Linked DNA regions of Mus musculus: region 1 is linked to region 2. The links are chromatin loops, found by intact Hi-C in ENCODE. Cell type or tissue: left cerebral cortex. All regions are shown on one strand.

Evidence for each region. Hi-C counts contacts between places; a loop is a spot of excess contacts. Peaks named below come from ENCODE experiments on the same cell type or tissue, not always from the same donor. Only the 100,000 strongest peaks of a DNase experiment are listed, where the experiment ranks them.
Region 1: it touches region 2 in a loop (4-fold over the local background); 3 of 42 quality-filtered maps call a loop at or near these places.

Annotation. Positions count from the first base shown.
Region 1 is chr15:94,964,136-94,972,135 of GRCm38, reverse strand. All of the region lies in intron 5 of Tmem117 (transmembrane protein 117), which reads right to left. Among named protein-coding and RNA genes, the nearest start is that of Gm23129, 19 kb to the left of the region's middle. In left cerebral cortex, no CTCF peak of the experiment used is centred here; DNase peaks (open chromatin) are centred at 3,187, 3,556, 4,482 and 4,926; H3K27ac peaks cover 1,952 bases.
Region 2 is chr15:94,765,040-94,773,039 of GRCm38, reverse strand. All of the region lies in intron 3 of Tmem117 (transmembrane protein 117), which reads right to left. Among named protein-coding and RNA genes, the nearest start is that of Gm25546, 88 kb to the right of the region's middle. In left cerebral cortex, a CTCF peak has its summit at 3,730 (motif pointing left); DNase peaks (open chromatin) are centred at 1,609, 1,922, 2,436, 3,603 and 1 more place; H3K27ac peaks cover 1,354 bases.

The sequences.
Region 1 (8,000 bases), 200 kb before region 2:
CAGTGTTTTTATGCAAGGTCTGCAACTATGTTGTATTTATGACTGTGGCTGTTCGACTTACTTGTGTATGACCTTGAATAAATTATCGAGTCTTCCTATGCCCAGATTTTCTAATCACAATGAGGGAAGAGCAGTAATAGTCTCATAGAAACGTGAGACTTGCATGAATTAAGCAAGAAACACCCTGGATGGCCAGCCGCCAAATCAGGAAATACACTTTCAACGGTGGGTTCTGGCTTTCGGGAATCTAACAGTGTATCTGCCTGAGGTACCTGTGCGCCTTACAGCCAACATCTAGAATCTCCGCCGTGAAGGCTCCAGTTTAGAGAAGTCCCAGGAAAGCCTGAATGTCCTTCCTTGGTGCTTTTCCAGGTGCAGCTTTGCGACATGTGCAGAAGAGCTATTTTCCCTTGAGGTGGCCTTGTAGGCAGAGCATATGCAGCATACACAATAGGAAGTCCCATTTTAAAGGAGATCCTCCCTGAATATCTATTCCAAACATGACAATGACACTAGGAGCAGGTATCCTACTGTTACGTTTTACGGTCAATACAAGTATTTCAATTTCAAAAATTAAAAGTAGACCTGAATATCTCTATAATATGCCCCCCTCCCATACTGCACATACTCACCCTGCTCATTAAGGCTTGGTTATCAGTTTTTAAAGTTTGACTTTTTTTTTTTAATTACATGTATTTTGACAAGTGACTGGAAAGCAGTAATGTAATCCTGGTTAAATGGTATTTAACTAGTTTAAACAGTAACTTATTTTTAAATTTAGGGGCTCAGTATAAAGTGGATTCACTTCTTCTACCCCCTTCTCCTTTCTTTCCCCTTTTATTCTCTTTCTGCAGAACCATATTGATAAAACCACCACGAAATGAAATGTTACTCCATTAGTCTTAAATAATGCACCCGAAAAGGAGATTCTATCCCGGTGTTCAAAGCCATGTAACCAACTAAGTGCCAGGAAACTGATGTGTAATGTAAGAATAAACGAAGAGATAGCATGATTAGAGGAAGGGTTCCTGAAAAGTTGCTGGGAATAGAAGCAGGCCACCATGCTGAATGTTTGCTTGGTAATAGAGTTCAATGGGTAAGAAATGTGTGTGTGTGTGTGTGTGGGGGGGGTGGTCATGCAAGCAAAACTACACAGGATCCAAGTCACCAGGGAGGGAGCATGGTATGCAAGTGAAACACAGCAGAGTGTGTGTAAAATATGCTCTACAGGTTCCAGTTGCAGAAGAAACACATTCAATGACGGCCATAGAGACCAGACACGCAGTAGCCTGAAAGAATCTTTGAAAGCATGGAACTTTCTCAGCTCATAAATTGACCATGATAGAGCTGTCAATCACCCACTTTTAAACACCTCCCTGGGATTGCAGGTTTCCACTTAAATTTCCAGGTAAATTTTTATGGTCATGTCTCAGCTTTTCCTTTAACAGTGTTGTAAATCTGTTTCAGAGATGAATATCTAGGCTTTGTCGTGCATTGTTGGGACGCATCATTTCTCATGAGAACGGGGTCCTCTCCTCAACACCATGGTGTTCTAGGAAGAAATAATAGTGTTGGGCCATGTGCCACAGTAAGAGTGCCTCTCAGATCTTGAAGCCATATGGATTTCTTGCCCATTGTATAAATTCTAGTTGTTTGATAATCCTATGTCCTGGAAACAAAACCTAAATTAATAAGGGAGCAAGTGGAATACCCCACACATCTAAATGTGACTCCCAGAAAAATGAGAAACACCCCTTCAGTGCCAAATACCTTTCCTTCATGGTGATTTATGCAAGCACTGGAACACAGAGCATGCCACTGTATCATCCTGGCGTTTGTTCCCCCAAATGTTTAACCATTGAGCCAGTCAGTAATTTTGTACCCTATCGTACACTAGTGATGTAAAAGGCAGGTTCCTTTTTCTAAAAGAGAAAAATAATGGTCTGAACATAAAGACTGGAGTAATTCCACAAATGAATGGGTGGTAGCTAGTCTAGATCCTACTGCTGCGAGCAGACTTGACGGTAGGTGAGGGTTGAAACTTTCCACCAATGAGCTGAGACTTCCTGGCTTGAGCCTAACACTGCTGGATCTATTACTGAAGAGGCGTTCTTATCTTTTTTTTTAATTAGGTATTTTCTTCATTTACATTTCCAATACTATCCCAAAAGTCCCCCATACCCCCTCTACTCCCCTACCCAACCACTCCCACTTCTTGGTCCTGGCATTCCCCTGTACTGAGGCATATAAAGTTTGCAAGACCAAGGGGCCTCTCTTCCCAATGATGGCCGACTAGGCCATCTTCTGATACATATGCAGCTAGAGACACGAGCTCCAGGGGGTACTGGTTAGTTCATATTGTTGTTCCACCTATAGGGTTGCAGAACCCTTTAGCTTCTTGGGTAATTTCTCTAGTTCCTCCATTGGGGGCCCTGTGATCCATCCAATAGCTGACTGTGAGCATCCACTTCTGTGTTTGCTAGGCCCCGGCATAGCCTCTCAAGAGACAGCTATATCAGGATCCTTTCAGCAAAATCTTGCTAGTGTATACAATGGTGTCAGTGTTTGGAGGCTGATTATGGGATGGATCCCTGGGTATGGCAGTCTCTAGATGGTGCATCCTTTTGTCTCAGCTCCAAACTTTGTCTCTGTAACTCCTTCCATGGGTGTTTTGTTCCCAATTCTAAGAAGGGGCAAAGTGTCCACACTTTGGTCTTCGTTCTTCTTGAGTTTCATGTGTTTTGCACATTGTATCTTGCATCTTGGGTATTCTAAGTTTCTGGGCTAATATCCACTTATCAGTGAGTACATATCATGTGAGTTCTTTTGTGATTGGATTACCTCACTCAGGATGATGCCCTCCAGGTCCATCCATTTGCCTAGGAATTTCATAAATTCATTCTTTTTAATAGGCGTTCATATCTTAAATCTCACTGCAGCTCCCACTCCCTCTTCTCTACCCGTAGTTCTTGAGAGGATTAAGAATAACGGCTGTTTCTGATGATTGTCAGAAGTCTGCACAGAATACAGCAGATACGGGCGGGGCCCTGAAATGTTTTCAGGCCACCGGGCATCAGCTCACTGAAAGGTGCTGAATAAATTAAGCCAAAATTATAAACCTCGTTGATGTGTTTGAACTTCTCAGCAAACATTCCTCATTCATATTTAATTGCTCCGCCGGGACTGTTCTTCTTTGGAGTGGTTCCAGACATTATTTCCATTCCATTAGTAAGCTTGCAGGGTGTCTACTCCTTAACCCAAAATGATTGATCCTATAAAAGCCTCTCCAGTTGCTGACCTGAACACTAATTGAGTTTGTGTATAGATTAAAAGGAAAACATGTTTTCAGAAAAGTTTCTACATATATTGCTGTCACTTAAATTCCTTGTTAATGGGGGGGGGGGACGGCACAACAAAATGATGATACTTGGTGTCTTCTCTGAATTGGCTTTAGAAAATGTGGTGGTGTGAAGCAAACTAGGATCCAAAGCTGGGGGAAGGCATCTAAAATAGCTCTTCCAATGCAGAACAAGACAGTCTCATTTCAAGAGAGAACAAACGTCGGTGGATATGCTAATGTCTGTTCTTGCAGACTCCAGCTCTGGCTGCAGATACATCCATCGTAGAGGCATACAGAATCCCTGTATTCTACTGAAGAGAGCAAGAGTCCATGATGCCTTGTTTCTGTGTTCCAATTGGGAGTTACTGAACGTGGTGTGCCCCCAAAGGCTCATGGGTTACCTCTAAACACTTGGTCTCCAGCTGGTGGTGGCCATGGTTTGAAGGGTAGCAGAGAACCACTAGAAGCTAGAAATTTTGAAGGAAGTGGAATGCAGGAGACAGGGCCTTTACAGTCTGGACTCACTTCCTGTCCACCTTCTCCTTCCAGACTGTGGACACAATGCAATCAGCCATCTCCAGCTCCTGCAGCCAGTCTTCACTGATGAGACATTGGGGACTGGTCCCCTTGGACTATCACTCAAAATAAACTCTCTTCCCCTAAGCGCTTCCTTGTCAGGTATTTGGTCATAGAAAATAAATCTAATATACAGGAGAAATGGTTAAATGTTTCTTCACATGTTTTACAAAAAGACAGGAAAATGGTGATGTACAGAGACAGAATTCATCAAGATAAGATATATTTAAATAATGTTTATGAGTTTGTATATGGTTTGAGATTCTGATCTTATAATCTGCACACTTATTCAACTCTTTACTTTTCTACAGACTGTAATGAAATAAAAATTCTTGTTTCTAGCGTAATTAAGATGAGCAAAAGCATTTTCTACAAGTTATGCATATAATAATAGTTTATATAATGTACATATGGAATTATATGAATATAGCCAGCACATTCTTTCTAGACAGTTGTCTTAATTGGGGTTTCTATTGCTATGAGGAGACACATGGCCACAGCAACTCTCATGAAGGAAAGCTTGTAATTGCAGCTGGTTTTCAGTTCAGAGTTTTAGCTCATTATTGTCATGTCAGAAAGCATGACAGTGTGCAGGCAGACCTGGTGCTAGAGACAGAAATGAGAGTTATACATCCAGATCTACAGGCAGCAGGAGGAGAGAGAGGACAGACAGACAGACAGACAGACAGACTAGCCTGGCTTGAGCATTTGAAACCTCAAAGCCCATCCTCAGTGACACAGTTCCGTCAACAATGCCACACCTACTCCAAGCATACACCTCCTAGTAGAGCCGCTCTCTGTGAGCCTCTGGGGACCGTTTTCATTCAAACCTCCACACCAGCCATCCCTATTTTAAAGCTAAGCAGATCTTCAATTAACTCCGTTCTATATTCTGATCCGATTAGCTTTTTGCTAGCCCTCTTTTTGATATATATTCAATGTACCATCTGTAATCCTCTCACTGCACCAACCAGTGTCCTTGGCACTGCGTTTGGTTGCCACACAGACTATTTTCCTTCAGTAAGTGAAATGAGGAAACACGTACTACATAAAAAGAACGGGGCTGAGGAGACAGCCCTGTGGTAAGTATATGCTGTACAACCACGAATCATCTGATTGTGGATCTCCAAGTAAAAGGTTGAGTGTGGCAGCAGGCTCCTGGAACCAGAGAGCTCATGGTTGGGTGTTAGGGAAAATGGGGATATGTGGCCTTTCTGGCTAGTGGTCTAACCAACAGGCAGAGAGTTCCACGTCTAGTGAAACATTCTCTCTAGAGCATTGATTCTCATCCTGTGGGATCATGGCCTCTATGGGGTCAAAGCCCACAGAAAAACAAACATTTAAATTATGATTCATATCAGTAGCAAAATTACAGTTATGAAGAAGCAATGAAATCATTTTATGATTCAGGGTCACCATAACATGAGGAAGTGAATTAAAAGCTCACAGCATTAGGAGAGCTGAGAACCGCTGGTCAAGGGATAAGGGCGGGTGGTAAGAGAGGACACCTAACATCCTCCTGTGTCCTCTGAACATGCAACGTATACATGTGTATACATACATGCACCATACAGGTGTGCACACACAGAGAGAGAGAGAGAGAGAGAGAGGGAGAGAGAGAGAGAGAGAGAGAGAGAGAGAAATTGGATCCAAATGGGAGAAGAAGTCACATTTTTGTTTGATGACTGCATGATCTGGTATGTAGGAAAATCTAAAAATTTCACAAACAAACCAAAAGCCTGTTAGAATAAATGAAATCAGCATAGACACAAGAGATTAAATTAACATACAGTAATATATACCTGTACTAAAAAGTAATTGAGAAAAATGCCCCATTTATAACAGCAATAAAAATTTGAATGTAAATTTAACAAAGGTGGCAAACAATCTATATAATAAAAACTCTAAGACACTGATGATATAAAATAGAGACAAAAGGAATGACAAGATCTTACAGGTTCACTGAGTAGGTGGAATGGTCATGTTTACTGATGCCAAGGTGTTCTAAAGGGCTGTATTAATCAAGCCATGTTGTATAAGCATTAAAACAATGATCTGAGGTTCCCATGTCTGGACTCCATGATTGACAAAATAGTCTGACATATTAGCCATCAAAATTATGGTGACATGAAGTCAGTTTAAAAAAAACAAGTGGGAAAGTGTGTAATCAATAGATGTACACTTAAAGGAAGGATGAATTCACTTCAGGGAGAAGTAATGATAGAAAATGGTCCTGCGTAGAAGTAGTGGAGATACATGGATGAATAGATAGATAGATAGATAGATAGATAGATAGATAGATAGATGCATAAAAATTCAAGCAAAAGAAAGCAAACATTTTATAGTTAGTAAGCCTGATTAAATATATATATATTTAATTCTCATAGTAAATTAAAACAATTCTGCATTTATTATTTTTATACTGATAGGAGAAAATAAATGAAATTAAGGAAATCAATGATCCATTCAAAAGATACAAGAGTGTTGAAAAGATGGGTATAAATCAAGATGGCAGAGTTAACACAGGTATATTAGCATTTACATTAAGTATACATAGTCCAAATATGTCAGTCAAAATAGAGTCTCCAAATTATTTCTAAAGCTCAAATGTGAATTTACCTACCTCTATGTCATATAATATATGTGTCTGTGTTGATAGATTCTAAGTAGCCAAAAGTAAAAGAACAGAGAAAAAGATATTTGTGAATAATATTAGACTGGGGCTTTGTTCAGTGGACAAAGTTTGAGGCTGGGGCAGTGGTTCAATGAGGAAAGTGTTTGCCACACAAGAGTGAGGGCGATAGTTCTGATCCCCAGAATCAACATACATGTGCTATGTGGAGACACCCTGCAATTCCAGCCTTAGGAGCAGGGGCAGGGGATCCCTAGAGCAAGATGATTAGTAGGACTGGCCATATTGATAAACTCTGGATTTGAGTAATAGACCCTGCTTCAATGAACAAGATACAAAAATGATGGAGTCCCTGCCTGCTAACTCACCAAAAAGCACACCCAACGTCAGTAAAATGCACCACAAACCTGCCTCACAACTCTGCCTGGCTTTCTCAGAGGCCTTACCATAACACCAGGTAAACCAGGCAAGCTCTCAAACACCTTGGGAAGTGCACCAACACAGGTACTACAACCCAAACCCTGGGCTCAATTTCCTGCCCCACAACTCTGTCTGCTTACTTGAAATCCTACCAGTACAAGAAACACCAGGTAAGACACCACACCACCTGCCAACAACAACACCTGCAAGCCCCACCCTGCCAACTTGCCTAAAGAGCACCCAAAAGTAGTAAACTGTACCCCATATCTTGCATTCCACCCCCAACCCACAACTCTGCCTGCATTCCTGGAGGCTTTGCTGGCACCACGGACAACTAGGTAAGACCCTGCCCCAAGTGCTTGCCCACCATATTCCCCTAACACACTTATCATCCTTAAACTTCAGTTGATGCTCTGGAATCCATTTTTTTAGCCCATAAGTTTGCCTTCTTTCCTGGAGACCCACCAGCACCAGGGACTCCAGGCCATATTGGTACTATGGACCCCAGAGGCAAGGTGGGAATCCAAAACCTCAGAGGTCACACATGTCACAAAAGCCTCAAGGGAGACACCCTTACTAGACATGAAGACTAACTAGTCACCAGAACCCAGGCCAGTCAGGGCAGCAGACAAAAAGGAAACAGAAACCAAGGGGGGAAACATTAAAAAAAAAAAAACAAACCACCCATCCAATAAAGATAAACTCAGAAATCAGCATCTAAACTGATAATAACCACAAAGCCCAGATGCCTAAAGGCCAGTGTAAAAAAAATCAACAACAATCAGGGCAATATGGCATCTCCAGAGCCCAGCTATCTTACTACAGCAAGTGCTAGACATCCTAAGGTAACTGAAGCCTAAGATGATGCCCTTAAATCCAATCTTATATAGACAATAGAGTCCTTTAAAGAGGAAATTAATAAATCCCATAAAGAAATACAGGAAAATACAACCAAACAGGTGAAGGAGATGAATAAAACTGTTCATGATCTGAAAATACAAATACCACCAATAAAGAAAAGACAAACTGAGA
Region 2 (8,000 bases):
TGAAGAAAGAGGAGGAGGAAGAAGAAATGAAGAAATGTGTGGTAAAGAGAAGCCCGGGGCAGGTAATAAAAGATCTGGACCCTAACCTCTGTTCTTACTGATGGCAGCCAAGAATGAGCAACACCTCTTGGCACCTCTATTTCACCTCCCTGCCTCTCCAGCCAACAGAACGGACCCTCCAGACGGCAGAAATCACTTCCTTCCAGTAAACAGGGCTGCATTCCTGCCATGTAGGGATCTCCTGGATACCACCCATGTCCGGGTTTTACATGCGGCATATTTGAGAACGGAAGACTCTGGTCACAGATGAGTTTGGACTAAATGTATTCAAAGCCATGGCTGCTATCCACCATAAAACCCACCACACACAATTGTCCTTCAAACAAAAATATAATTAGCCTGTAGAAACACTCCACAAACCCTTCTGACCTCCATGCAGACAGAACCACTGGCATTCATGAAATCTGCTGATGTATAAGTGCATCTCTAAGAGCAGAGTTCATGATTGAGAGCACTTTCGGGATGAAATAATTGATAAGGTCCTAGGAGATGCTGAAAATTCATTACACACTGTGAGGATTTATAATGCTGGGTCCTGCCTCTCTAACAAGGAACAGACGAGATGGCACAATGGGTAACTTTCATAGTGAACAAGTGTACCTTTCTTTATTAAAATAACAGTGAATTACCGTGACTCTCTCTGATTAAAATTTCTTTCAAATGTGTCTCACCCAGCACACCAGGTTCACTATAATCTTTAGAAAAGAGCTGAGAGTCCCAGAGGCCCTGCTGATGCTGAGAACTGTTGGGAATTCATCATATGTGATACAACGCTGACCTTTCCTTCGAGTACACATGTCGTTTTCAAAAGAACTGGTAGAAAATCCAAAGCACAAACCAAAGAAAACACAGTAGGTCTCCTAAAGGGAAGATTCCTTCGTTCAGCCTCCTTCGACTTCTGCAAACGTTCAGATTGATAGCTGACCAGCTCTGGCCACTGCCGTCTCCTCGATGTGGATGTTTCCTGCCCAAATTCAAGGCGGCAGAGAAGGGATGTGCCTGGGCACAGCTGCAGCACACAGCATGAACCAAACCAGCAGAGCGGGCCCCATCACCAGGAACAGCCGGCACACACCAATCTGAGAGTAATTAATGCGTGATGCGCCAACTAGATAGTCTAATTAAATAACGGTGTTTAATTACTAATTAGTATGTGACTTATGCAGACGGAACGTTTAGACTTGTCAGATGTTAAAAAGAACCCTGAGAAACTCGGAGCCCCGTCACTTCCGCGTCTCTCTTTAAATGGCGCATGTGAGGAAGAGACGATCCTCGTCTGTCTAGCCAAACCGCAACAGGAAGAACTCGCCTACCTTCCTGAGGAAGACATTGTCATTCGGCTTAGCCACCAAGCCAAAGTCAAGACGGTAGTTCAAAGTGTGGGATGGTGTATAGTCCTAATATCCCACCCATTAGAATATCCATGCTGACCAGCTGGACTGGTTTGGTTCTTGCTTTGTATACAGTTACTAACTTTACACACACAACAATCTGCCTTTGACTCAAACCGTCTCTGATGACAAACATCCAGAGTATGCAAATTACTCCCCTTGTCATTCTGGGTCTTGAAATAGGTAGGGGCTAAAGAGGGATGCCAATAGACTCTCAAGACTGATTGTGCAAGTCACATAAGATTGTGTTCCACAGCTGTGAGACTTGGGAGGTTTTCTTTCCTTTTCTTTTTTTTTTTATATATCTTTTTTTTTTTTTTTTTTTTTTGGCATCTACAGAAAAAGTACCATCTGTCTTCTCATTACCCTAAAAAAAGAAAGCAAAAGGAGTACGATGCCAACCCTTACTTTCAATTATTTATCATCTGAGATGCACACACACACACACACACACACACACACAAAAGGCTCCGTGAATAACATCTTCTCCCTTTGTGGAAAGTGTAGGTGGAAACGCCTCCAGTAGAATGTTAAACGGGAAGATGAGATGGACGCCCCTCTTTTATTAAACATTCCTTCTCATAATCTCGCCAAAACAAAAGCAACCAACCATATCTCTGCCATCTCCCTGGAGACAGTGACACACCTGCTCCCTGAAAACACAATCCTGTAACTAAAGAAAACACTAAAAATCAGGACATTTGACAAGAAGACTTGAGGAACAGTTGCCTTCCCAGAATCAACTAGGCTGCTTCCCTGACCCTGGTGGTTTTTATGGCATTGTATTTATTTACTTATTTTGTCTATGAGCGTGTGACACCACACGCGTGAAGAGGTCAGAGGATGACTGATAGGACTCACTTCTCTCCTTCTGCTATGTAGATCCTGGAGGTCAAACTCAAGTCTTAAGGCTTTGCAGGAGGTACCTTTGCCAGCTGAGCCACTCTGCGCTACTTACTACATGCTGCCCCACCCCTAAGCCCGCCAGCCCTGGGCTTTAGGCTGCTTATTTGAAATGCACTTCCCTGTCACATCTCTTGTTAACTCACATTTTTCTCTCCTACATAGTTTAAAATCCTCAGCTGAAATACAGGCTCGAGCAGTGAAGGTTCTGAAGTAACGATGATGTTAGCCTGGGGACACATTCCAAGGCAGGCAGACAGAGACTCTACAGCACCATGGGGACAGGCCAGCTCCCACAGGAATGGTCAGAGTGAAGGCTCCTGCTGGACAGTGGACAGTAATTATAAGAAACTGTGCTTGCCATCCTGGGGCAGGGGGATAAGGGACAACTCCATGGGCTGGGTTGAAATTTGGAAGAATCAAGAAATGGTAGAGTACAGCACAGAAGAAGTGGAGCAGCGGCCATCAGGAAGCCAATTTGTCAAGTGGGCCCTGGGGACAGAACTCATGAACCCTGTCCCTGCCAAAACCGGAAGTGAACCCCGTGGGGGGGGGGGGGTGTCTTCTGGGTATTTTGTTGTTGTTTATGTTTCTGAGAATGAATGATATACATGTATGGAGTCTAAAATCTCCATATCAGATCCACACGGGCTGTACAGCCATATTAGGAAGGTTATATGTGTTATCATTATTGTTAATTTCCCACTGCAAAAAAAAATGGAGTTCTACAATTATATTGGGGACTGTATAATGGCATATTGAGGACTTATGAACATATATACTATATATTTGTATATACTATATATATATATACTATATATACTATATATTTGCTACTTTCTGAGTTATAAAGTACTTTGCTTTCTGTGTTATGAAGTACTTTGCAAACAATTATTTGGGTCAGTACAGATGTCTTAGGTTTTTTATTGCGGTGTAGACACACCATGACCAGAGTAACTCTGGTAAAGAAAACATTTCACTGGGGCTGGCTTACAGTTTCAGAGGTTTAGTCCATTATCATCATGGTGGGAAACATAGCAAAGTCCAGGCAGACATGGTGCTGGAGGAGTGCTGGGAGTTCTACATCTTGGTCTGAAGGCAGCAGGAAGAGACTGGATCTCACAGGCAGCCAAGAGGAGACTGGATCCCATTGGCCAGACTTGAGCTTGTATCTAAGCCCTCCAAGCCCACCCACACAGTGACGCACTTCCTCCAAAAAGGCCACACCTCCTGATAGTGCCATTCCCTATGGACCAAGCATTCAAACACATGAATCTAGAGGGGCCATACGGTATAGGTAATTGACTAAATTCTGGCAGGTTCTTTCTCCAATACAGCGACAAGGACAAAAGTTTGTCCACAGTGCCCTCTAGTGGTTTACATTTTCAACACAAATAGACATCCTTTAAACAGCCCTTCCATGGTATTAGAATGAGGCGCACCTGTTTGAGAATCTCAAAACTGCAGGATTTGGGATCCTTAAACCTAGAATCTATTCATAAATGTCATTTTAGTCTATTAAACTGCCAACGTTAGTCTGTTAGTTCCTGGCATGAAAGTGATATGTTCTTGAGGAATCAATAAATGAATTACGAATATTAATATGTATGAGTCTCTCCTAATCCCAGTGTTCGTTTTTTAATCCATACCCCTGCCTTTGGACGATGCGCCTTCCACAGACAGATCTCATAGCTGTCCATAGAGAAACACAGCTGCCAAAGAGGAAACAACAACAACAACAACAAAATCCCATGATAACTTCACTATCTACATCTAAGATTTCAAATTCCTCATTTATAAATTATCATTATAGTCATCTTTTTTCTGAAATGAGCTGCCAATGCTCCCAGATGCCTGAAAACCAAGGAATCCTCTAGACCGAGGACCAAGGATGCTCTTCTTGGGCTTAGATGCAAGGTATCCTTACCAGAAGCTTAGTTAAGTCATGCTGCCGCCTCATAGCTATCGCAGCAACTTACAGAATCTAGGAAAATAAAGTAACAACAAGTAAAGGTTGTGAGGAAAGTCCAGTGGAAGAGAATGAAGAAAATGAGGGAAAAGAAAGGAACCCACATAGAAATACACACGAAGGAGGAATAATGAAAACCGGTAATAAATAAAACACAGACCCGACAGAGCCTGTGAAGCCAGCCTCAGAGGAAGGCAGGTGCTTGGTGCCTTTCAACCGTGAACCATTCGGAGACCTCCTCTTGCTGTCCAAAGCAGCAAGGATGGGAAGCTAAGTGGAAGCTCGTGGTTTCTAAGTTTCTGCCCCAAGTGCAGGAGCCTCCTCAACACCTGAGGATGCATTAGAACTCAGCAGGCTCAACACAGACAGTCCTCAAAAAACTTAAAACACAAATGCCCAGGGTCTAGCTACACCACCCCTGGGTAGATCCCAGAAGAGATCCATCAACACACACCAGAGATACCTGTGCATCCGTGTTTATCTTTGTACTGTCCGTAAGCACCACGATACGGAAACAAACATTCGATGAAAAGATAAAGAGAATAAGAAAAGTGATTATCTCATTACATGGAAATCGACTGAGAAGAAAATCATATTAAGTGAAGTAAGACACATTCAGAAAGATACGTATCTTCTCATATGAAAATAATTGATTTTACATACACACATACACACACATGCGTACACACATGCATGCACACTCACATGTATGTGTACACACACCCACACGTACATGCACACACAGAGACACACTCACACACTCAGACTCTAAGTTAGAAGGGGAGCTTTTGAGGGGAGGAACAAGAGAGCAATGATAGGTGTGATTATAAGCAAAGGCTGTGCTTCTCTGTGTGTGTGTGCGCGTGTGTGTGTGTGTCTGTGTCTGTGTCTGCGTGTGCATGTGCATGTGTGTGAAGATGTCCTTCTGAACCTCATTGTTTTGTCTATTTGGTTACATTTTTGTTTTAATAAACAATCTGAGAGCTTGGGCTATCACTTAGGAAAATTGCTTACATTGGGAGTACGAGGAGGACCTGAGTTCCCATCCCCAGAACCTATGTAAAGGGTCAGGAATGGTGGTGGGCACGTGCCATCCCAAGGATGGTGAGGCGGGAGGCAGAAGCAAGAGGAGCTCTGTAACATCACAGACCAGCTAGCCTGACCTGTGCGGCAAAGTTCCAGGCCAGTGAGAGAGAGAGATCCTGCTTCCAGCAGAAAGGTGGAAAGTGTCTGAAGATCACCACCCAAGGTTTTCCACTGACCTCCACATATAACAGGTACCCACATCCATGACAACACCATACATGAAGGGACACACACAGAGAGGCACTCACAGCCATGTGCACACACACAAACATACAGAGACACACACACACAAAGAAACACAGATACGCGTACAAATACAGAGACATACACAGAAACAGATGCACATACATACATACATACAAAACACACACACACAGGCACACATATTTGAACTGGACCCTGAGTATATATTAAAAGCCATGTGCTATAGGTACAGTCCCCAGGGCAGAACTATGGAAAATGGAGATCTTTAAGAAGTAGGGCTTAGAAGAACATCTTTAGGTCACTCAAGGTGTGTCCTCAAAGGTGACTGTGGGTCCCTGGCTCTCTTATCTTCCTCTCTTTTGCTTCATAGCCACGAATTGAGTGTTTCTGCCTTACCACACACTTACCATAGGACAGTACCAAAGCAACGGAATCAATCAGTTGTTGACTGAAGCCTCCAAACGTGCTAATCAATTTATTATAGAAAATAAGGAAGCACCACAGTAATCTTGAGCAAAGTTTCCACCTCTGAGTCAACTACGATCAAAGGGAAGCCGTCCTATGAAATTACGGCTGCTCCTGCTGTAGCGGCAGGAACAGTGGAGGGAGTACGATCCATGCTACAACAGCTCAGCCACTTGGTCTTTTTTTTTTTAAGGTATGTTCATTTAAAATGCCAATAAGATGTTTCTGTAAAAATGGATGCACTAAGTGAAAAATAATGTTGACCTATACAGTGAATCAAGGTGAAGTCTAAAAACTAAAACCACAGCGTTAACTAAGTAATAATGTTCATCTTACACAAGGAAAAGCAATGACACTTTTCTTTCTTTCTAAATATTTTAGTTATGCTGTCTTTTCTTCCTAAAATAGAACAGCATCTGGGCTGGAGAGATGGCTCAGAGGTTAAGAGCACTGACTGCTCTTCCGAAGGTCCCGAGTTCAAAGCCCAGCAACCCCATGGTGGCTCACAACCATCTGAAATGAGATCTGTTGCCCTCTTCTGGAGTGTCTGAAGACAGCTACAGTGTACTTATATATAATCTTTTTTAAAAATATAAAATTGCATTAGTTTAATAATCAGGAGAAAACAGTTAGTCGCCCGTATGGCTTCACGTTCATCTGTACTTGTTTCCGATTAAATTCTATAATATCCAAGACATAGATACATAGCTTGCCTGGTTTGTAAACCCAGTTATCAATTAAAAGACTGGGAAAAAGTCCTGGAGCTTCCCTACTACTTCCGTGTGACTCATCAGAGGCGCCTAAAGACAACACATGCTCAATTAGAGACAAAAGTGCAGAGAACACATATTCAGAGGTGAACTTCTAGGGTCATGCAGGGTGATAGTCTTACAATCTCTATTCCATTACTCTTGCTTCTCAGTGGGATCTGGCAAGCTGGACAGTTTCCTTGTAGAGTGTGTCTTTTGGACCTTTACCCAGACTGTCTACAGATGGCCCAGGTCAACCCCTGGTACCTAAAAAGATGACAGCTAGCTTATCCCTACTCTACTCTTTGATGCTTATTCCAGCTCTTCAGACAGCATGGCTGAGGTGTCGGTCCATGCAGAGACACTGACCAATGCTATGGAAACACTGTGGCATCTGGAAGGGCCTTGAGAAGCCACCTTTGCAAAGGGCATGGAGGACAAGGGCAGGGATTTACAGCCAGTTTGGAAAGCTCTGGGAAATTTAGAGTTGCTCACCCTCTGAAGCCTTGCTTTTCTCTTATCTCCTTACTCTACAGCAGGAGCATTACTGGGATGGCTCAGGATAAAACATGCATGCCATCCATGCTAGATCATTTCTATCGTGTAATGTGTTGGACAAATCAGTGCAAAATGAGAATTTCCTCGAGCATGCAGACTGACCAAGATAAAGGGTGGTTGTAAGCCTTCCTTCCACTGACAAGAAGACCCACTGGGAAACGCACCACTCCCTCGAAAAGACCAAGTTCTACAGTGTTGGGGCTGCAGCTGCTGCTAATGTTCACACTCCTGACCTGAAATTCGGCTTTTTTGTGATTTGTTATTTTCAATTCACTGGTTTGGTTCTCTAATAGCTGGTCCCCAAAATAGCAAATGTTAAATACTTTATAAACACTGTTCTACAACAGAAAGTGCTACACATGATTAAATGTTCAGTTTAAATTGACCCAGAGAAAGTTTTCATAGTGAGCAATAAGAATGTAGGAAGAAAACCACGTTTTTTTTTTTTTATTGAGTCAAGATATTTTTGTTACAACTAAATATTCCAAATCTGTATTAAGTATAGTCTGTTCCTCAGGATGCATGGTATTATTTCAGTTCTGATAGAAAAAAACATAAAGGTACTGGAGTCTTGACTTTTGCTTGATGGTGAACCCTTTTAGGGACAGAATAATC